Regions from separate parts of the Homo sapiens genome. Here region 2 is linked to region 1. A link is an interaction called in ENCODE POLR2A ChIA-PET data of the cell type or tissue named here. Cell type or tissue: A673. All regions are shown on one strand. Region 1 overlaps SMAGP (small cell adhesion glycoprotein). Region 2 overlaps TFCP2 (transcription factor CP2).

Region 1 (4,000 bases):
TTTTTTTGTGGTATTTTTGGTAGAGACAGGATTTCGCCATGTTTCCCAGGCTGGTCTCAAATTCCTGGGCTCAGGAAATCACCCACCCTGGCCTCCCAAAGGGCTGGGATTACAGGCATGAGCCACCATGTCCAGCCATGTTCAACTATGCGGAAGCTTTCTGAGGCCAGTCCTCTTGGGTTTTTAATGGAAGCTTCATGATGTCAGCATTCCCTTCCCAAATTCTCCCTCTGGAATGAGGATCTTATGACCCACTATGGGAAAGGCAGAGGAAGATTAGAGTCCTGCCTTGGGGCAGGTGAAGGGAAGGGCAGGAGAAGGCTGGAGAGATGCTGTTTCCTGAGGCCCGCTCCTGCGGTGTGACACACCCACATCATAACACAAGGCTAACGGGCTGTGGGAATTAGGAGCCAGGAACTGGATGAAAACCTAGAGAGAGAGAGAGAGAGAGAGAGAGAGAGAGAGAGAGAGAGTGTGTGTGTGTGTGTGTGTGTGTGTGTGTGTGTGTAAAACACCACAGTAACCATTCGCCCAAGGCCAGAGTGGTTGAGGGTACTACCATTCCTAGACAAAGAGGGGACCAGAGAGAAAGGTTTGGCCTGGCCTTGGGAGAGGAAGCGCTCTGGACAGCCTGCCTCTGCTTTCTGTATTGCAAGATGAGGATGGTTCATCAGGCTCCCCTGGGCCCGCGTGGAAAGACCCTTCAACACTCTTGGCCCCTCTTAGCATAGGCCCACCAGACCACCACTGATACCCTCATTTCACTTGCTGTGGATGGAAACCTGAACGTGTCAGGCACTGGACGGGAGTCATGCTCACACCGCGCTCGGGCCACGCTGGCCTTTGAGTCCCCTGGTCTCAGAGCTTTGACCCAGGCTCTTCTCTCTGCCTAGAATGTGCCCCATCCCTGTTACCCGGTAAACTCTTACCCCTGCTTCAGCTCCCAGGTCAGATATTCCTCCCTTGGGGGGTCGCTTCTGGCTGGAAGACTAGATCAGGCCCCTCGGCTGCACACTTTCCTAAGTGCACTTACAGCAGCTCCTCACCGTGCAAGCTGTGGGGTGCAGTGGAGGGTGAGCCTCGGGAAGCTGGCCGTGTCTGTTTTGCTCGACCTTTCATCTAGCACAGGGCCTAGCAAAGAGGAGGCAGTGGGTGAGTGTTGCTGTTTATGGGATGCCAGTCAGGTCGGGGTGCCTCCTGTGGGTGTTGCCAGGATCAGCCAGCTGGTTTTCCCCAGGAGACCTCTATCCTGCAGTAACCTCTACATTAAAATGCTAATAGGAAAGAATGGAAGGGCTTCCTGACTTCCTGTGTAAACACTTAAAAGGGACTTCTGGAGACCACTCATTTTGTCATGTTCTGTCCCTGGGTAATGACTTTAGGGTGGGACTTTCACGCTCTGAAGGATAAATAAACCCGTAGCAGGAGGGGGTGCAGGATCTATTTTAGGGTAGAGGAGAGGCCTGTTTCAGAACCTTTCAAATTGCAGGGCCTATCCTGGAAGTGTAGAAAAGGGTTTTTAATAGGAGAGGAGCACTATTTCATTATGTTAAAATAATGTTTACAAAGAATTAGTAAGAATGCTGCAAGAAAATGCACATGCTATATAATATAATGTAAATATATACACATACAACTCATTTGATCTCACTTATTGTAAAAATATGCATTCCTAATAATGGCTTATCCTACTGAGTGACTTATTAAATGTCACAACAACGTTTTAAAGTAGGTACTCTTACCTCCATTTTGCAGATAGAGGTTAGGTAATTTTCCCAAGGTCACACAGCTAGTAAAGGACAGAGTTCATATTTGAAACCCAGTCTGTCAGGCTCTATAGCCCCTACTCTTAATCACTATATTATGCAGGGAGAAATCCATCAACATATTGTCTTTGGGTGGTGGTTTATTTTCTTCTTTATTCTCTAGGATTTTCTATTTGGATATACTCTAGGAGTTAAATGATAAACTTTTGAATAGGGAAGAAGGTGGGGTGGTGAAATTTGAAGGCCAAACATATGCTTTCAAACAAAAGAATTCACTCCATTTCCTTTTCCACTTTTCTACATTTTCCAGAAGAACTGATGACCACCCCAATTTTACAGCCCACTGAGGCCCTGTCCCCAGAAGATGGAGCCAGCACAGCACTCATTGCAGGTAATAGACTCTGAGCCAACTCCAAGGGACCTTCTGGATCAAGGGCATCTCTCTCCAGAGGGAGCCTGACCAAATCCATTAATGGGCTCACTCTGGCTTGTAAGTTATATTACACACACACACACACACACACACACACACACACAGCCATAAAAGACTCGGAGGCTTCTGTCAGAGGCACTACCAGTAAATGACAGGTTGGGAGGTGGCCGCAAATAGATATGCATACGGACGTTACACTTGAGTACGTGGGTAGGGACGAGGATATATGTGGTTGGTTGAGTGGGTGAGGAAGAGGGGGAGGATCAGATAAACCACTTCCTGTTAGGATAAGCCATTTCCTGTTCCCTCCTTCCCGTTTCTTTAAGAATCAGGAACTGGTTTGGGAGGCAGTTCAGTTTTGTCAGAAATCAAAAGCATGTGTCCTTAGCTTAAGCACCAGGAGACTCCAGCTATTATGTGCCATGGAAATTGGGGTTGGTGGGGGAACATGGGTTTGGATGGAAGTGGACACTAGTTAATGAAAACAAGAGGATCTTTACGAAAACAGTGACTAAATCAGATGACTCCAGGAACTACTGAGACATCCTCAATCCTGAAACATCTCTACATTTTCCCTCTCCTTTCCAAGTTGTTATCACCGTTGTCTTCCTCACCCTGCTCTCGGTCGTGATCTTGATCTTCTTTTACCTGTACAAGAACAAAGGCAGCTACGTCACCTATGAACCTACAGAAGGTGAGCCCAGTGCCATCGTCCAGATGGAGAGTGACTTGGCCAAGGGCAGCGAGAAAGAGGAATATTTCATCTAATGACTCCCAGGCCCCAAGGAGCTTATTCCTGGCTCCATCGCTAACACGTTGACTGCTTATTATGGGAAAGTTTTCTCTGAAGCCAGGGAGAAGCATTGATTGATGTGGGCAAATCCAAGCTCCAGCCAGGTCGCAGTCCCAAATGCCGACATCACTGACTCCAGGGACCAGGGACATGGAGAAAGCTGTTTATGATATCTTTAACCAGGCCCTCTTACTAGAGCTGGTGTTTGTGACTGGCCAACAAGATGTGGCTATGCCAGGGGACATCTGAGTATGTGCCCAGTCATCTTTTTTCACAGGTTGAAGGGAGAGAAAAGATTTTGAGTTAAGGTCATTGGCTGCTCTACTCTGTCCCCTACCTGGTCACCTAGTGATAGCCCCAGTGGAGATACTGTCCATACAAGGTCTTCCCAGAGGCTGGATACCACAGTAAAAGGCCAGGCCAGGAGGGGTAGGAGACTATGGAGATCTTACCTCCTGATAAATGTGCTACACCCCCTAATCTGAGCCCTTCCTTTCCGTGTTCCCCAACAACCTCATGCTTACGTGATTTTTATTCAAATTAAAAATTTTCATTGCTACAGAAATCAGATTCTCATGTGCAAGAAGTAACTACATTTTGACTTATTTTTGCTTAAACATTTTTGACATTTTCTTTTCCCTATTTAACGCCTTTACATATGTTCTCTTCCAAGCAATAAGAACCCTAGGAAAGTTCTAGAAGTTTGCAGAACTATCTCAGGGATTTGAGACAAAGATGGTGCAGGAAAGCTTGTTCCAGGGGAACATCATTAGAAACATACCCTGGGAGGGCCGGGTTCGGTGGCTCACGCCTGTGATCCCAGCACTTTGGGAGGCCGAGGCAGGCGGATCACAAGGTTAGGAGATCGAGACCATCCTGGCTAACACGGTGAAACCCCGTCTCTACTAAAAATATATAAAAAAAATAGCTGGGCGTGGTGGCGGGCGCCCATAGTCCCAGCTGCTTGGGAGGCTGAGGCAGGAGAATGGCTTGAACCCAGGAGGCGGA
Region 2 (4,000 bases), 110 kb after region 1:
GCTCTGCATATCCTTAGAAATACAAATTTACTCTCTGTCTATAAAAGACAAGGGGCAAATAACATTTCTGCTTTGATTGCATCATCAGGTCTAACTGGTTACATCTCTAGGGAATTTGCTGGCCATTTTAGAAGAAAAGGCCTTCCTTCATCAGAAATGTGGTCTGGCCGGGCATGGTGGCTCACACCTGTAATCCCAGCACTTTGGGAGGCCGAGGCTGGTGGATCACCTGAGGTTGGGAGTTCGAGAACAGCCTGACCAACATGGAGAAACCCCGTCTCTAGTGAAAATAGAAAGTTAGCCAGGTGTGGTGGCGCACACCTGTGATCCCAGCTACTCAGGAGGCTGAGGCAGGAGAATCGCTTGGACCCGGGAGGCGGATGTTGTGGTGAGCCAAGATCATGCCATTGCACTCCAGCCTCTCACCATTGCACTCCAGCCTGGGCAACAGAGCGAAACTTGGTCTCAAAAGAAAAAAGAAATGTGGTCTGAAGGAGGAGAAATGTTCGTAAGTCCTATCACTTTTAGCATAAAAGAGGAGAGATGGTTAGAGCCTATTTACCATTTCATAGGACTAACTATTCTGGTACTTTCAGGATTTTCCTGAAAGTCATCGGCAATTAAAGCCTTAAAACACAGAAAACTAGGCCAGGCACAGTGGTTCACACCTGTAATCCCAACAATTTGGGAGGCCGAGGCGGTTGGATCACTTAAGGCCAGGAGTTTGAGACCAGCTTGGCCAATGTGGTGAAACCCCATTTCTACTAAAAATACAAAAATTAGCCAGGCATGGTTTACATGGGATTATAGGAGTGCGCCTGTAATCCCAGCTACTCGACAGGCCGAGGCGGGAGAATCACTTGAACGTGGAAGTCGTAGGTTGTAGTGAGCCGAGATAGTGCCATTGCACTACAGCCTGGGCGACAGAGTGCTACTCCATCTCAAAAAACAAACAAACAAAACACACACAGAGAAAAATAGAAAATAAATAAATACACAGAAAAGTGTCTGTGCTTGCCTTTCATTAAGGGGAGGAATGAGGGACTAGAGAGATTGTCCTACTTTGAAGCCAGGCATGGTAGGGAGTACAGGATGAGCAAGACATAAGAACTCTCAAGTATAGAGAGGTAATAGTGATGCTTGCCAGTGAAGATGGAAGCCTGACTGCAAGAGGGAAGAAAGCATGAGCTGGTAGACATTTTGGATCGGAAAAGAAGCTTTGAGGCTCAGCACTATAAAGGGCTAAGTGTGGATTCCCTTAGTCCCAAGAAAACAAAACAAAACAAAACTGTTGGTGTTTTCCCAGTTATGCCATACTATGATGATATACATTTGATCTTTGAATACTGAAATGGGAGTTCTATTTTCTGTATCAAAATAGTCAGATTCCCTTCAACATATAGCCTATGAATATTGCTGCGAGTTGCCATTTTTTGCCTAACTGGAAAGAGTCAGTGATTTCAGAAATTTAATAAAAGAGCCTAGTACTAATGATGCCACAGGTGATGTTTTCAATTAGCAGTGTTTTAATGAGATCTGTAGGCTGGTAAATGCTAATCCTATAATGTATGAAAAAAACTAAGAAGGTAGGCCTATATCTAGTAAATCTCCTGAGGTAGGGCTTTGCTGATTCAGATTTCTTTGATTAAACTTTTAATATCTTACAAGCTCCCTGGAAGTAAATTTGTATCTGACACAGATACTTTTCAGCTTCCAAAATAAATAAGGTTAGCAAAAATTAGATGTGTTTAGTGACTTTATAAGCTAAAGGAAAATAAAAGCACATTTCTGGTAGGTATAAATAATTGGTAGTTGGCAAATAATTCAGCAGAGTGGAAATGTGAGAGACTGAAAGACTTGAGGCAAAAAAAGGGAAATCAGCTCCATTTTTTGGTAAACTTTGAGATGTACATAATGAAATGTACATCTGGTATCTCGCAAGTGATCTAAACTGATCTCATAATCGTGCTGAAGAAATAGATTTGTAGTCCAGAAGCACTTCTTAAAGTGCTTAAAGAACATTAAGCCCAGTTTTGACATGTGGGAAACAGTTCCAGAACCAGTATTCCCAGAGAAAGACTATCAAATGACAGGTATCTCTCTCAGGGACAGCATAAAATCCAGATATGGTATAGTTTTTTTTGTTGCTGTTTGTTTTTGAGACAGAGTCTCCTCTGTCGTCCGGGCTGAAATGCAGTGGCATAGTGTCAGCTCACTGCAACCTCCTCTTCTGGGTTCAAGCAATTCTCCTGCCTCAGCCTCTCAACTAGCTGGGACTACGGGCTACAGGTGCATGCCACCATGCCGGCTAATTATTTTTTATACTTTTAGTAGAGATGGGGTTTTACCATGTCAGCTAGACTAGTTTCAAACTCCTGACCTCAAGTGATCGACTTGCCTTGGCCTCCCAAAGTGCTGGGATTATAGGCGTGAACCACAGTGCCCAGCCTATGTGTAGTTTTTATCTACTGCTCACTTGTGTTTCCATGTTCCTGCTTTGAAACTGGAGGGGAATACAGGTAAGCTACTCAGGGCAGTTGCATAAAACACCTGCTATAAACATACTAGGCCCTTTCAAGTTACATCATTTTTACTATATGTTTTAAAATAATTCCTTTATTATCAGTAATACTGCTTCCTTTATTATCAGTAATACTGTAAAGACTGGAGAGGAAGAAAACATGAGGGGTTTGCAGAATAATTTAGTATGGTATTGCTGTGAAGAGATAGAAATTTAGATGACAGTGATGTTATGCTCCGTCAGGGAACCTTCTTTTTCTTTTTCTTTTTTTTTTTTTTTATTTAGAGTCTCACACTGTTGGCTGGAGTGCAATGGCGCGATCTCAGCTCACTGCAACCTCCACCTCCCAAGTTCAAGAGATTCTCCTGCCTCAGCCTCCTGAGTAGCTGGGACTACAGGCACCTGCCACCACACCTGGCTAAAATTTTTTTGTATTTTTAGTAGAGACGGGGTTTCACTATGTTGGCCAGGCTGGTCTCGAACTCCTGACCACATGATCCGCCCACCTCAGCCTCCCAAAGTGTTGGGATTACAGGCATGAGCCACCGCGCCCGGCCAGGGAACCTTCTTTAACTTGTTTATTGCTATATTCCTGCTACCTAAAACAGGGCCTAGAACATAGCAAGTGCTCAAAGACTATTTGATGAATTCAAAAAAGAAAAAAAGGTTTGAAGGGATTTACTGAGACAGTGTCAGACTGAGTGTTTTCACCCCAGTAGTGGTGATGAGTATGTGTAGACCGGAACAAATTCCCTCACCCTTTGTGGTAATGTTTCAAGATAGCTCACTGAGGACCTCTGTAAAGTCAAGTCTTGCTATAAAAAGATGGTCATCCTAGATGACATAGAGATCAAATCCATTCATTATCTTAGTTTATTAATACATAGCACTGAGTAATTAAGCTCACCAATCCCTCCTCCTCATTTGGATTTAGTTGACATGGGATATGGCCTAAAGCTCCCCAGGTGATTCTGATGTTCAGCTGCTAAGATTGAGAGCCACTGCTATTTATATGCCTTTCATACAGACCTGACTTGAATTTAGTAATATAATATACAAATACAGCAGAAGATGACTTGAAAACTATTTTATTTCTAAATACTTTCTGACTTAAAAAGCAGGATCTGATCGTAGTTGTTTTTTTTGTGTGTGTGTGTGTGACAGTCTCACTCTGTCACCCAGGCTGGAGTGCAGTGGCACGATCTCGGCTCACCTCAACCTCTGCCTCCCAGGTTCAAGCAATTCTCCTGCTTCAGCCTCCCGAGTAGCTGGGACTACAGGTGCCCACCACAACCCCTGGCTAATTTTTATATTTTTAGTAGAGATGGGGTTTCACTACGTTGGTCAGGCTGGTCTCGAACTCCTGGCCTCAAGTGATCCGCCCGCCTCGGCCTCCCAAAGTGCTGGGATTACAGGTGTGAGCCACTGTGCCTGGCCCTGAATTGTAGGTTTTTTGTTTTTTTTTTTTCTTTTTGAGAC

What was found. ChIA-PET counts read pairs that join two places held together with the same protein. Peaks named below come from ENCODE experiments on the same cell type or tissue, not always from the same donor. Only the 100,000 strongest peaks of a DNase experiment are listed, where the experiment ranks them.
Region 2: POLR2A ChIA-PET joins it to region 1 with 9 read pairs; 8 of 35 experiments call an interaction of 5 or more read pairs at or near these places.

Annotation. Positions count from the first base shown.
Region 1 is chr12:51,244,908-51,248,907 of GRCh38, reverse strand. SMAGP (small cell adhesion glycoprotein) reads left to right here. Exons shown (of 4, transcript NM_001031628.2): 3 at 2,077-2,157; 4 at 2,789-4,000. The coding sequence ends at 2,967. It also overlaps a transcript of DAZAP2 not described here. Among named protein-coding and RNA genes, the nearest start is that of DAZAP2, 8.1 kb to the right of the region's middle. RefSeq lists enhancers at 1-457, 458-957, 958-1,459. In A673, a CTCF peak has its summit at 2,091 (motif pointing right); DNase peaks (open chromatin) are centred at 1,297 and 2,457; H3K4me3 peaks cover 537 bases; H3K27ac peaks cover 3,724 bases.
Region 2 is chr12:51,135,103-51,139,102 of GRCh38, reverse strand. The region is part of intron 1 of TFCP2 (transcription factor CP2); the gene reads left to right. Among named protein-coding and RNA genes, the nearest start is that of TFCP2, 36 kb to the left of the region's middle. In A673, no CTCF peak of the experiment used is centred here; no DNase peak of the experiment used is centred here.